2 separate regions of the Mus musculus genome follow, and region 2 is linked to region 1. The links are chromatin loops, found by intact Hi-C in ENCODE. Cell type or tissue: gastrocnemius. All regions are shown on one strand. Each heading gives the region's core, and the rest is flanking DNA. Links, peaks and the distances in the headings are about the cores only.

The links. Peaks named below come from ENCODE experiments on the same cell type or tissue, not always from the same donor. Only the 100,000 strongest peaks of a DNase experiment are listed, where the experiment ranks them.
Region 2: a loop joins it to region 1, with 3 times the contacts of the local background. A loop is called at or near these places in 6 of 42 quality-filtered maps.

What each region holds. Positions count from the first base shown.
Region 1 is chr13:43,563,024-43,568,397 of GRCm38, reverse strand. No RefSeq gene overlaps it. Among named protein-coding and RNA genes, the nearest start is that of Mcur1, 5.5 kb to the right of the region's middle. In gastrocnemius, for the core only: a CTCF peak has its summit at 2,845 (motif pointing left); a DNase peak (open chromatin) is centred at 2,840; H3K4me3 peaks cover 604 bases; H3K27ac peaks cover 1,050 bases.
Region 2 is chr13:43,478,600-43,483,973 of GRCm38, reverse strand. It overlaps Ranbp9 (RAN binding protein 9), which reads left to right and starts at 3,001. Exons shown (of 14, transcript NM_019930.2): 1 at 3,001-3,562. The coding sequence starts at 3,046. In gastrocnemius, for the core only: a CTCF peak has its summit at 3,000; DNase peaks (open chromatin) are centred at 819, 2,617, 3,547 and 3,778; H3K4me3 peaks cover 3,489 bases; H3K27ac peaks cover 3,352 bases.

The DNA.
Region 1 (5,374 bases), core at 96-5,095:
CTCCTCAGAGCTGACCTTACCCTGCCTCACTCTGTGTTTTGCTTTGCTTTTACAGATGTGGTCTTGTGTATCCCCCTCACACTGTGAGCCAATACAAACCATTCTAGTCCCTTCTAGTGAGGGATTCAGCCACAGCAATTGGAAAACTAAGACCAAACTTCAACAGATATCACATAATACAGTGTGGCAAGCATGTGTTCCTCCATCTTTGAACACAGAGGTTACATAAACATTATTCAGCTGTGAGTTTTCAGTTGCTTAACGGTCACTCAGTAAGTAGGTTTTGGTTTGTTTGGGTTGGGTTTGGTTTGGTTGTGGTAGGGTTTCCCAATGTTCTGGCTGTCCTGGAACCCACTGTGTCTGTCAGGCTGCCCTTGAATTCATAGAAAGGCAAATCCTCTGCCTCTGGAGTGTGGGGATTAAAGGCTTGAGTCACTATCCCTGGCTCAGCGTTAGCGAAGAAGTTGGTATATGCCTGAAACCCTAACACTTGAGAAGCTGAGACAGGAGGATTGCAAGTTTGAGATCAGCCTGACTTGCATTGTTAGACTTTGTCTCAGAAACAAAAAAAATAAATAAAAGACAAACTTCCCTTTCCCACTCAAGCTGTGCCCTGATTCAGAGCTGCGGTTTGCCTGGGTTCCCAGAATAAGAAAGGAGGCCACCGCCTGAAAGGCTGGCCTCGCCTGCACCCTGAATTAGGCCAAGTCTTTGACACAGAGCGTGAGGTTCATCAGTATCCATTTCATTTCCTTTCCCTCCAAGTCTTTTCTTCGGAGGCAGAAAGCAAATTGCCTCGCTTTCAGCTTTCTCTGCAGCCAACGGTGACCACGTGACATAGTTCCAGCTGGTGAGATTTGTGCAGCAGGCCTCCAGGAGCCCTCCTTCCCGGGAAGAAAAGTTAAATCCTTAGCTGGAAAAAAAAGTTTCTGGCCATTTTTGACCTTCCGTTTTCTCCCAATCTGGAAGGTGGTTGTGAGACTTGGGGATACAGCCTCCGTCCTGTGCCCATGAATCCTGCAGCCTGAGAACGGAAAGCATGAGAGATGCGTCGTTGTTGCTCTTGCAGACGACCGAAGTTCTGTTCCCAGCACCCATGTCAGGTGGCTCGCAGCCATCTGTAGCTCTAGCTCTAAGGTGATCCAATACATCCGGCCTCTTCATGCCCTGCCTCTCCGCACCCCGCCCCTCCTCCCCCCCCCCCCGCACCCCCCCTCCGTGTGAGCTCTCATGTGCACGCGCGCACACAGATACACATTTTAAAATGATTTTGTTAAAAGAAAAGTGAACGCTAAACAAAACAGATGCGAAGAACAGAAGTTGGAGTCTTTTCAGGACATTGTGGAGCACCGATTCAGGCCTGAACCGTCAATCTCTAATCGTGCTTTGAAAGAGTAAATAAATCCCTACTTATTTAAGCTATCATAGCTCAAGTTATACTGTTATGTGCAACTAAAATGTCTCAAGGAACATTCTAGGAGCTGGGGAGATGGCTGTGAGTGAAACTCTTGCCTTGCAGACGTGAAGCCAGTGTAAATTGCTGCCTGCAGCGGTGTGTAACCCTTTCAGTGAGCACCCTCGCTTACTTATCGGGCCAGGGTCATCCGAGTGAAACCAGGCTCAGATTGGAGGAGCCCCAGCAAGACTGAGGCTGTGACAATTTTATTGAGAGCCATCAGACTTTCTTTCTTTCTTTTTTTTTTTCAGTAACAGAATAAAATGGCAATTGCCAGGATCAACAGTAGCTGTGGTTGCCGGGATACAACAGTTTACAAGCCGTACAAAGGTACAGGACACGAATGGCTAAGACCAACTGTCCTGTCAAGCTTCCGTGCTTCCTTGACTTCCAAGAGAACATACAAAACACACAAAGCTGCCTGAATGTTTCACTGTCTGAGAAAGGGCATCATTGCTCAGGAACCGAAAGACATGTTGTACCCCAAGGAGCCAGGGACTGTAACCTGAAAAACCTATGACGCATGCCTCTCAGCGCAGCTAGGCCAGGCCAACCCCATGGTTCCCTGGACCTATCAACACTGAGATGTGAGGCAGACGCAGGTTGGTCCCTGGAGAACATTGCCCAAAGAGCCTAGCCCACTTGGCAAAGTTTCAAGTCAATGAGAGACCTTGCCTCACACAAAGGACGACTCGCTTCACATTCAGGCACACACATACACATCACCAACATATATGCGCACCCACACACAAACACATATATGCACAAAGACATTTCTGAAGGGTATAATACCCTGTAGAGTTATACGTTTCTTCTTACCTGAGGCTCTTTGAATTCTTATACAGTATAAATCATCAAGCGAGCCTCTATTCACTGAGCGTGTACTGCAGGAGTGATGGACGGCTCATGATCTCAATCTCTTTAAAATAAAACTTGTATCACTCTTGGCAGACTCGGTGTGGGGTCTTTATGGGTGCCCATGCTCTCAAATAACACGGGACAGGCCATTTAATCTTAACTTTTGGAAGTTAGACATTCCCATACCCCAATCTGTTACCAGAGAAGCATAATGAGGCTCCGTGAGCCTATCCAGAAACAAAACTGGGCAAACCTGGATGAAATGGTGTTCCCTGTCTTCAACGAGTTTATCTTTTTCCTCTTGTGGAAACGTGAGCAAGCACACCCTTTTGGAAACATCAAAAGGGAACGATATGTCTTTTAAGTTCGAAATAGTTTAAGCACGGGAACACGGAGAATGTTTAAACACAATGAATTCTTGAGAAATTTTGGAATTACCAGCTGGTGCTGCGGGAAGGAACATGAAGGGAGCTCACAACCAACAGGGGACTTGGCGTCCTGGAGAGTGAGAGAACGCTCCCCCTGGTGGACAGATTTAGGGTTGCAGGGAGAGTGAGGGATGACTAAGACCTTCTTTTGTTTGTGCTATAATTATCCTCGCAAAATTCAAAAGCATCTGGTGGTGTTTTATACCTTATGTAAGTGATGTTTTGGAGAAATCTCATAAATCCACACTGAGTGGCCAGCGGCAAAATGAACACAGGTCTCCAGGATGAAAGCTGCAGTTTCCAGAGGCTTGTGGGATAGCTCAGTTTTTCCAAAATGCTGTCAGTCTTCTAACTCCGAAAGCTCCACATAGAAGAAATTAACCAGCCTCCCTTGGAAAATATTTAGGGTAAAAATTACATGTATACTGTATGCTTTAACTTCCTTTGTCAACTACACTGGCTTTAGAATCACCTAGGACTGTGGTTCTCAACTTTCTTAATACTGTGACCCTTTAATAGAGTTCCTCACGTTATGGTGACCAACCAGAAAATTATTTTCTCTTACCCCTTCCTAACTATAATTTTGCTGCTGCTAATATGCAAGTTATCTGATATGCCACCCCTGAGAAAGGATCGTTCAACCCCTCCAAAGGGGTCCTGACCTACAGATTGAAAACTGCTGACAAACCTTTGGGTGTGTCTGTAAGGGCGTGTCAAGGGTAGATTAATTGTGCTGGAGAGATGGCTCAAAGGTTGAGAGCTATTGCAGAAGACTCAAGTTTGGTTCAGTGGCGCACAACTATCTGTGACTCCAGTTCCAGAGGATGAACGGTCATCAGGCATATGGCTGGTGCACAGACATATATGAAGGCAGAACATCCATACACACTAAATAATAATAATGATGATGAAGAAGAAGATGATGATGATGATTAAAAAAAAAACATATAACAAATGTTCATGGTGCATTACCCGCTTCCTAGCATGTCTGTGATAAAAGGAAGGAAGGAAGACACCAAGCAAGGAAAGGCCAATCAATAGACCACTAGACAAAGCAATAGATCCTTGCCTAACAAAGTATTGATTCCTGGAAGGCCAAGTGTCTATTTTCTCTCTTATCTTTATATCTAATTTGTTGGTCTTGCAGATACAAAGAAAATTAGAGCATTGTTTACAGGTGTGACACATGACATCTTGGCAACATTTCAGTGTTTAGCAAGACATGGCATAGATAGATCATGATCCCAATTTTTTATCTAATTGACTAGAGAGACCACACCACAGACACTCCACACTGAAGCTACAGTATTTCAGTGTAAAAAATTTACCAAGATTGCATGATTTTGGGTTTTGGGGCTTTTTTTGGGGGTGGGGCACGTTGAGGCAGGGTTTCTCTGTGTAGCCCTGGCTGTCCTAGAACTCATGCTGTAGACCAGGCTGGCCTTGAACTCAGAAGTCCACCTGCCTCTGCCTCCAGAGGGCTAGGATCAAAGGCATGACCACTGCCCAAAGGTTGCATGAAATTTTTAAAATATTAAATAGAAATACCAGCTTGGAATAATTTTGATAATTGCAGTTATTTGGTCCTTTAATAAAATGTTTCATAGTTTTAATGGAAATTTATGTAAGTTATTAAAACTATAAATTTAAGTATTTTTATACTTAATATTTTTGATGTAAGTCATTCAAATTGTGTTCAATTTTTTATTCCATAATTTTAAGGAGTTTAAGTAGTTTTCCCTAGTTTAAGAAAATAAATTATGTAAAAAAAAATTTCACACTATAACATAGTGATTTGCTGAAATAAGAGAAAAAATGAATTTATGGAATAGATATAAACACAAAGACTATTTTTATTAACATACTATTAAAATATATATTTTGGAAAACATTATTACCCACACCCACATCCCATCCCTGCAGAGGACCAAATGTGTTCTGTTTCTTATTATCCTATTCATTGTCTTTAACATTGTGATACAGGTTAGTCACGGAATCCAGGGGCTTGTGTGGGTACTTTGTCAGCACGCAACACTGTCTGTCCAGGAAGAGGAGAGAATGCCTTGCCCTTGGTTAATTTGAACCCAGCTACATTGTATTCACACACATTTCTTGAAGTGTTTCTTAAGTCATGGTTCATTCTTCTTTAATTTTTTGTGGTCCATTTAAATTTTATATTTGTCTATTTTTAATTTAATTAATATTCGTTTATTTATTAACTTTTTGAGAGATTTGTTTTAAGTTCATGCCCACCATCTCTTCTAATTGGTGTGTTGAAAGTGGAGGTTGACAAATTATAGCTCTCTGGTAAAATCCAAAACACTGGCCTGTTTCTGAAATAGAAAATATCTTACATGGATTGCATGTGGCCCAGAAAGCCAAAATATTTGGTATATGGATTTTTTTTAAAGTTTGTCAACTTCTCACTGTGAACATTTATATATTTAATGTAATTATTGGCATGTTTGGATGTAGGCCTGCCATTTTTTTTTTCCTCTGTGGGTTTTTTGTTGTTGTTGTCCCTTTCAGTCTCCCTTTTTGGTGATTTGAACATTTTTTTAATATTACATTTTGTATATTTTGACTGTATCTTATAACAGGGTGCTGTAGGGACTACAGTAGACATATTTAG
Region 2 (5,374 bases), core at 149-5,148, 84 kb after region 1:
GAGCGAACAAGTTCATGGCTAATGGATTTTTACACATTGTCTATGTACAATTATAATATTTTGTAATAATTTACTTTTAATTATACATTTTAATTGTCTATCATTGAAACATTTTTATGACATCCTTTCATGTCTTTAGGTAATGATTTGGACAGTGCTATAATTATTGGAGAGCCTCTTTTCATTTAGTACATCATAGTCATTTTTCCGTGTCAGTTAAACCACATTTTAAAAAGGCCATAAAATCTTTGTTTCAGTGTGTGCCCATGCAAGCGGCCTCTAGGGAGTGTGTCTGAAATTGGGCCTGAGATCCACCGACTAGCTTGAGAGGGGTGGGGAATGGTGCCTTTATCTAATTGCTTGGCTCTCTTTTGGCAATTCCACTGCCAGAAAGGGAGGCTTTTAGAGGAAAAACAAGAAAAATTGCACAGATAGGCAGCGTGTGCTTCTGTAACCGTAATCCCATTATGAGGTATATGGATAATTTCTTCAACTAGTCTCTTCATGTTGGGCATTTCAGTTACTTCCATGCATTCCCTTACCATGAATATTTCCGCACTTCCCTTTTGTTGCTCGGCTTTTACTTTTCACTCTCTGCTTATTAATAAGTAAGGGTATGCGTGTGCATATGTGTGTGTGCTCCCAAATATAGAGAGGCCAGAGTCGGCTTCAGGTGTTTTTCTTCAGGAGCTATCCACTTTAGGTTTTGAAACAGGATCTCTTACTGTTCTGGAACTTACCCAGTAAGCTAGATTTGCTTGTCATCCAGCCCCCCCAGGGACGCTCTTGTCTCTGTCTCTCCACTGGGATTACAAGTGTGGGCCACCGCACCCCACTTTTTAATCGGGACTTGAACTCCGGTTTTCAAGGTTGTACAGCAAACACTTTACCAACCGAGCCATCTCCGGAGTCTGGTTTTTAATTTTTTGAACGGAGAAGTCAAAAGGTACGGTTATCTTATCTACCACACTGATATCCCCAAAGGTTCTCTGCTTCTGCTGATGTGGGAAAGTGCCGTTTTACAATGTTCCCTTACAGTTCATTAATCTGTTGACACCGACTGGAGGACAACCAGTTTCTCCAAGAAAAAGATTTTGACAAGGTTTCAGAAGGTTCCATTCCCTTAACAGTGCCTAGGGTATGTAAAAAGTTCTAAGTGCCCTGACAGAAAAATTTCATGACTAAAATCTTTTTTTCTTAATATTTATTTATTTATTATTTATATAAGTACACTGTAGTTGTCTTCAGACACACCAGAGGGGCCATCAGACCCCAGTACAGATGGTTGTGAGTCACCATGTGGTTGCTGGGAATTGAACTCAGGACCTCTGGAAGAGCAATCGGTGCTCTTAACTGCTGAGCCGTCTCACCAGTCCATGTGTAAAATCTTAATGAATGTCAAGGTTGTTTGATGAGGCTTGGAGCCCGTGGGGTCCATCTTGGCTACCAATATGTAGAACATGGCTTCCATTGAACTCCTTTTATTTTAGTATAAACGAAAGTTTTAGTGTTTTTTAAATTCAGTGGCGTCATGTAAACATGCTGTGATTTGTTAAAAAAAATGTAGAGCCGAGGTTAGAGTTATGGGGCATTTTATTACTAATGAACAATGGAGTGTCTAGTGTGGGTAATTTAAGATGGAAATTAGGCAGAAGGACTGCTACAACTGGCTAGGCGCTATGTCCATGGGAGTCTTCGATTAAGTCACCATTGACCCATTCGCTTCAAAAACAAAATAACTAGTTCTCTATTAACCAACCATTCCATGCTTATACGGTCCAATCAGAGCCAGCATATCATCTCCGGAAGCTAACACAGCATCGGAATCTGTACCATGTAGATTATGGGAGTGAAGCCTGATTTTTGCCGGGCTAAGGAAAGGGTAGGTTAAACAAAGGGAAGTGCCGAAAACAGACTAGTAATGCTATGTGGGGGTCAGAGAGCAACACTTGGCAAATTGTGCCACACGGGTTGACCAAGCACTCTACTGAGAATTGCAAAGTAGGAAGTCTCCTTTTTTAAAACTCTGCTGACCTCAGTAAATATTTCCATGTTTAAAAAAAAATGGGCATAATTCTCTGCTACCTAACAAAGAGGCCTATGATGAGAATTAATGAGCTTATAAAATGTTTTGACGTCTGTCTCCAGAAGCCCTTCCTAAACGCTCACACAGTTCGCATTCCTGCCCTTTGACGATCTGCCCGTCTTGATTGGTATTCCTAACGTGGCTGTTTCTCCCCCATTAAGTTCACTCGGACTCCTCATAAATTAATTAATTAACGAGAGGGTCACTCATGAAGCGGGAGACTTCGCCTTCAGAAATGGTTTCCAAGGGCCCTTTATTGACCCGCTAGCTAGGCGGTAAGGCGTTAGAAACCCCGGGCTCAGCTCCCGGCGGCGCAGCAGGGCTCGATTGCTCTCGCCTGGGCGCGCTGCGGCCTCCCGGCGGCTGAGGGGGACGGCCCGTCGAGACGCGACGAGGCCGCCGGTCGGCGCAGCTAGGATCCCGCAGCCACCGGAGGCCCGCGGCCGAACCCGCGCCCGCGTCCTCGCCCGCGCCGGCGAGCCCCAGGCCGCGGAGAAGGCCGTCCGCGCGCGCACCAGGCCCGCCCCTCGCGCCGCGGCCCGCCTCCTCGCCTGGCGCCGCCCGCGCGCAGCGTCTCGCGCCGCCCGCCCGCTCGCTCGCCCGCCGGGAAACAGCCGCGAGAGCAGCGGCCGCCGCGGCCGCTCGCACCTCCTCGCAGTCTCTCTTCCCCGCTTCACCGCGTCGCCCAGGGCCGCGCGCCCTTCCGCCCGCTCCCCTCGCTGTCCCACCGCATCGCTCCCGGTCGCGTGCCCGCCAGCGCCTGGCCAACGCTCCCTCGCGCCCGCCCGCGGTCGGTCTCCTCAACCGCCGCGCTCCGCCGGGCCGCGCGGCCCGCCGCCTGCTTCCGGGGCGGGCGGACTCTGGGCGCCTGGTGCCGGCGGCCGCAGCGACAGCGCCCCCGGGAAGCGCAGGAGGAAGCAGGGACGAGTGGAGGTGCCGCAGGCTGAGTCGCGGCCGGGATGTCCGGGCAGCCGCCGCCACCGCCGCCGCAACAGCAGCCGCCGCCGCCGCCGCCCGCCGCCGGGGCCCCGGGCTCCGGAGTCGCCCTGCCCGCGGCCGCGGCCGCCAGCGCCGGCTCCTCCCCGGCCGGCTCGCCCGGTGGAGGCTTGGGGGCCGCAGCGGCCGCCCTGCTGCTCCACCCGCCGCCGCCGCCGCCGCCTCCCCCGGCCACCGCCGCGCCGCCGCCCCCCGCCTCGGCGGCCGCCCCCGCCACCGCGCCGCCCGGCCTGGCGGTGGGCCCCGGCCCGGCCGCAGGCGTCCCGGTCCCGGGCCTGGCGGCGGGCAGCAGCGCCGCTGCCCCTTTCCCGCACGGCGACTCGGCCCTCAACGAGCAGGAGAAGGAGCTGCAGAGGCGGCTGAAGCGCCTCTACCCGGCTGTGGATGAGCAGGAGACGCCGCTGCCCCGGTCCTGGAGCCCGAAGGACAAGTTCAGCTACATCGGCCTCTCGCAGAACAACCTGCGGGTGCACTACAAAGGTACGGGGCGCGGGGTCCGGCGGAGAGATCGGACGGTGCGGGGCGAGGCTCTGGGCGAGGGAAGGTGAGAGTGGGGTCCCAGGTGGGAAGGAGCTGGGATCCCTAGGCCCGGAGCTGGACGCTTTGAGGGAATCCGGGATGACCAGACACATCGCACCTTCTGATTTCCTGGAGATAAATCTATGGGCCGGAGTTGGGTTACATTGTTCTCCAGGTGGAGGGTCAGGCCATCTCCTCTTACGCAGCAGGGGTGAGAGGCACGATTCCGAGGTACAGTTTCTAATTAAGGGAGAACAGAGATCCACAGGAGGGGGAGGGAGGCGTGATCAGTGGAGGATTTGTCCCAAATTAGGCCAGAGATTGTCTAGGGGGACAAAAGGACAAGGGGCCCAAGTTGGCCATCATTGCACCTTACTGAAAGCAACTGGGAGAGGAACCTCAGGATTCCCTGTTTTCTTCGGGGAGCAGACCCCCCCCCCCTCCGGATTGGAAATGCCCCGTGTTTCCGGGTTGGTGTTACATGAAGTTTTGTTGAAAACAAGGGTTTTAAAACATACCGATTAGCATTTTCAAAAACAAAAAACAAAAAAAAAAAAACCAAAACTGGCTTATATTTTGCACCTGCAGTTAACAAAGTTAACCACCTTAGGCTGCTGCTTTCTCCCATCCCCACTTTTTCCTAGGTTAAAACAAAGCTTTAAGCAAACTGGTTGTATAGAAGATTATAAATGCCAGTAAGGGGTTTTTGAAATGTAGCTCAGATTAATGGCATACGTCAAGTTTAGCTGTGTGGAAGGGGCAAAGAAAAAAATGCAGTGGTATCAGTTTGAACACAGTCGGTGTTTTAGGCCCTAAATCTAAAGCAGAGGATTTTACATTCTAAGCAGGCTCATTTTGATTGGCTCTAAAGGAAGGGTCTTTGGCTCCTAGTGAGGATATAAACAACCTTGCTGTAAGATTCTGAAAGAATTCAGAACAGGGTTTGCGAAGACTCTTGACAAATCGGCTACTATTTAATTAGAAACGCTTATGGCAACAGAAATCTGCTGAATGCTTTGGCTGTAAAGAATCTACACAAAGATGGGCCTTGTTGAACATTCCTTTTTATTCTTGCCATAGATCCAAAGAAGTACTTATTATTTTGAACGTTATGTTCCTTGGTGTAAGTGGCTGAAAATTTCAAAATACTGAAGTTTTTTTTTTCTTCTTCCTTTCAGTTAGGACATTTTGTTGCTTTCCTTGTAGATTGTTACTTAATTTTGTTTTTAAATTTGTGTGAACAGTGAGTGCTATGTTATGAAGTGTTTACTTCTGTTTTGGCAGCCAGAATGCTTTTGTTAGATTTGACAAAACTTTATTATTTTAAATTTGTAGTTTATAGTAAATAAAAAGCTTGTAAAGGCAGAGACTGTGTGTGTAGGGGAGATTAGTGAACAAAGAATCCTAGCTTTCCTGAGTTCTAGCAGTCACTGGTGATACTAGGTATGTCACAAGAGAGGGCCTCAGCCTCTTCTGAGTGATGTGGGAGTCCAGCTGGGTACTCGGTAAGGAATTTTCGCTTAAAACTCGTGATTATGGCTTACTTAGCCTTGTGATACACCTTGCTTAGTCGTGTTTACTTCTTTTATGTAAAATGAATCATCTGGGCCAGAGCCAAATGCATGCTTGTGTGCTTGGGGTTCCAATGTTAGGATACTGTTGTCGCAGTTACTCTTTCTGTCGGCCTTTTTATTACACTGTGTTGTGTAACATTGAGATTCACTTTCTGGAAACCTCGCTGTTTCATAAACATAGAGCATGGGTTCTGGAGGA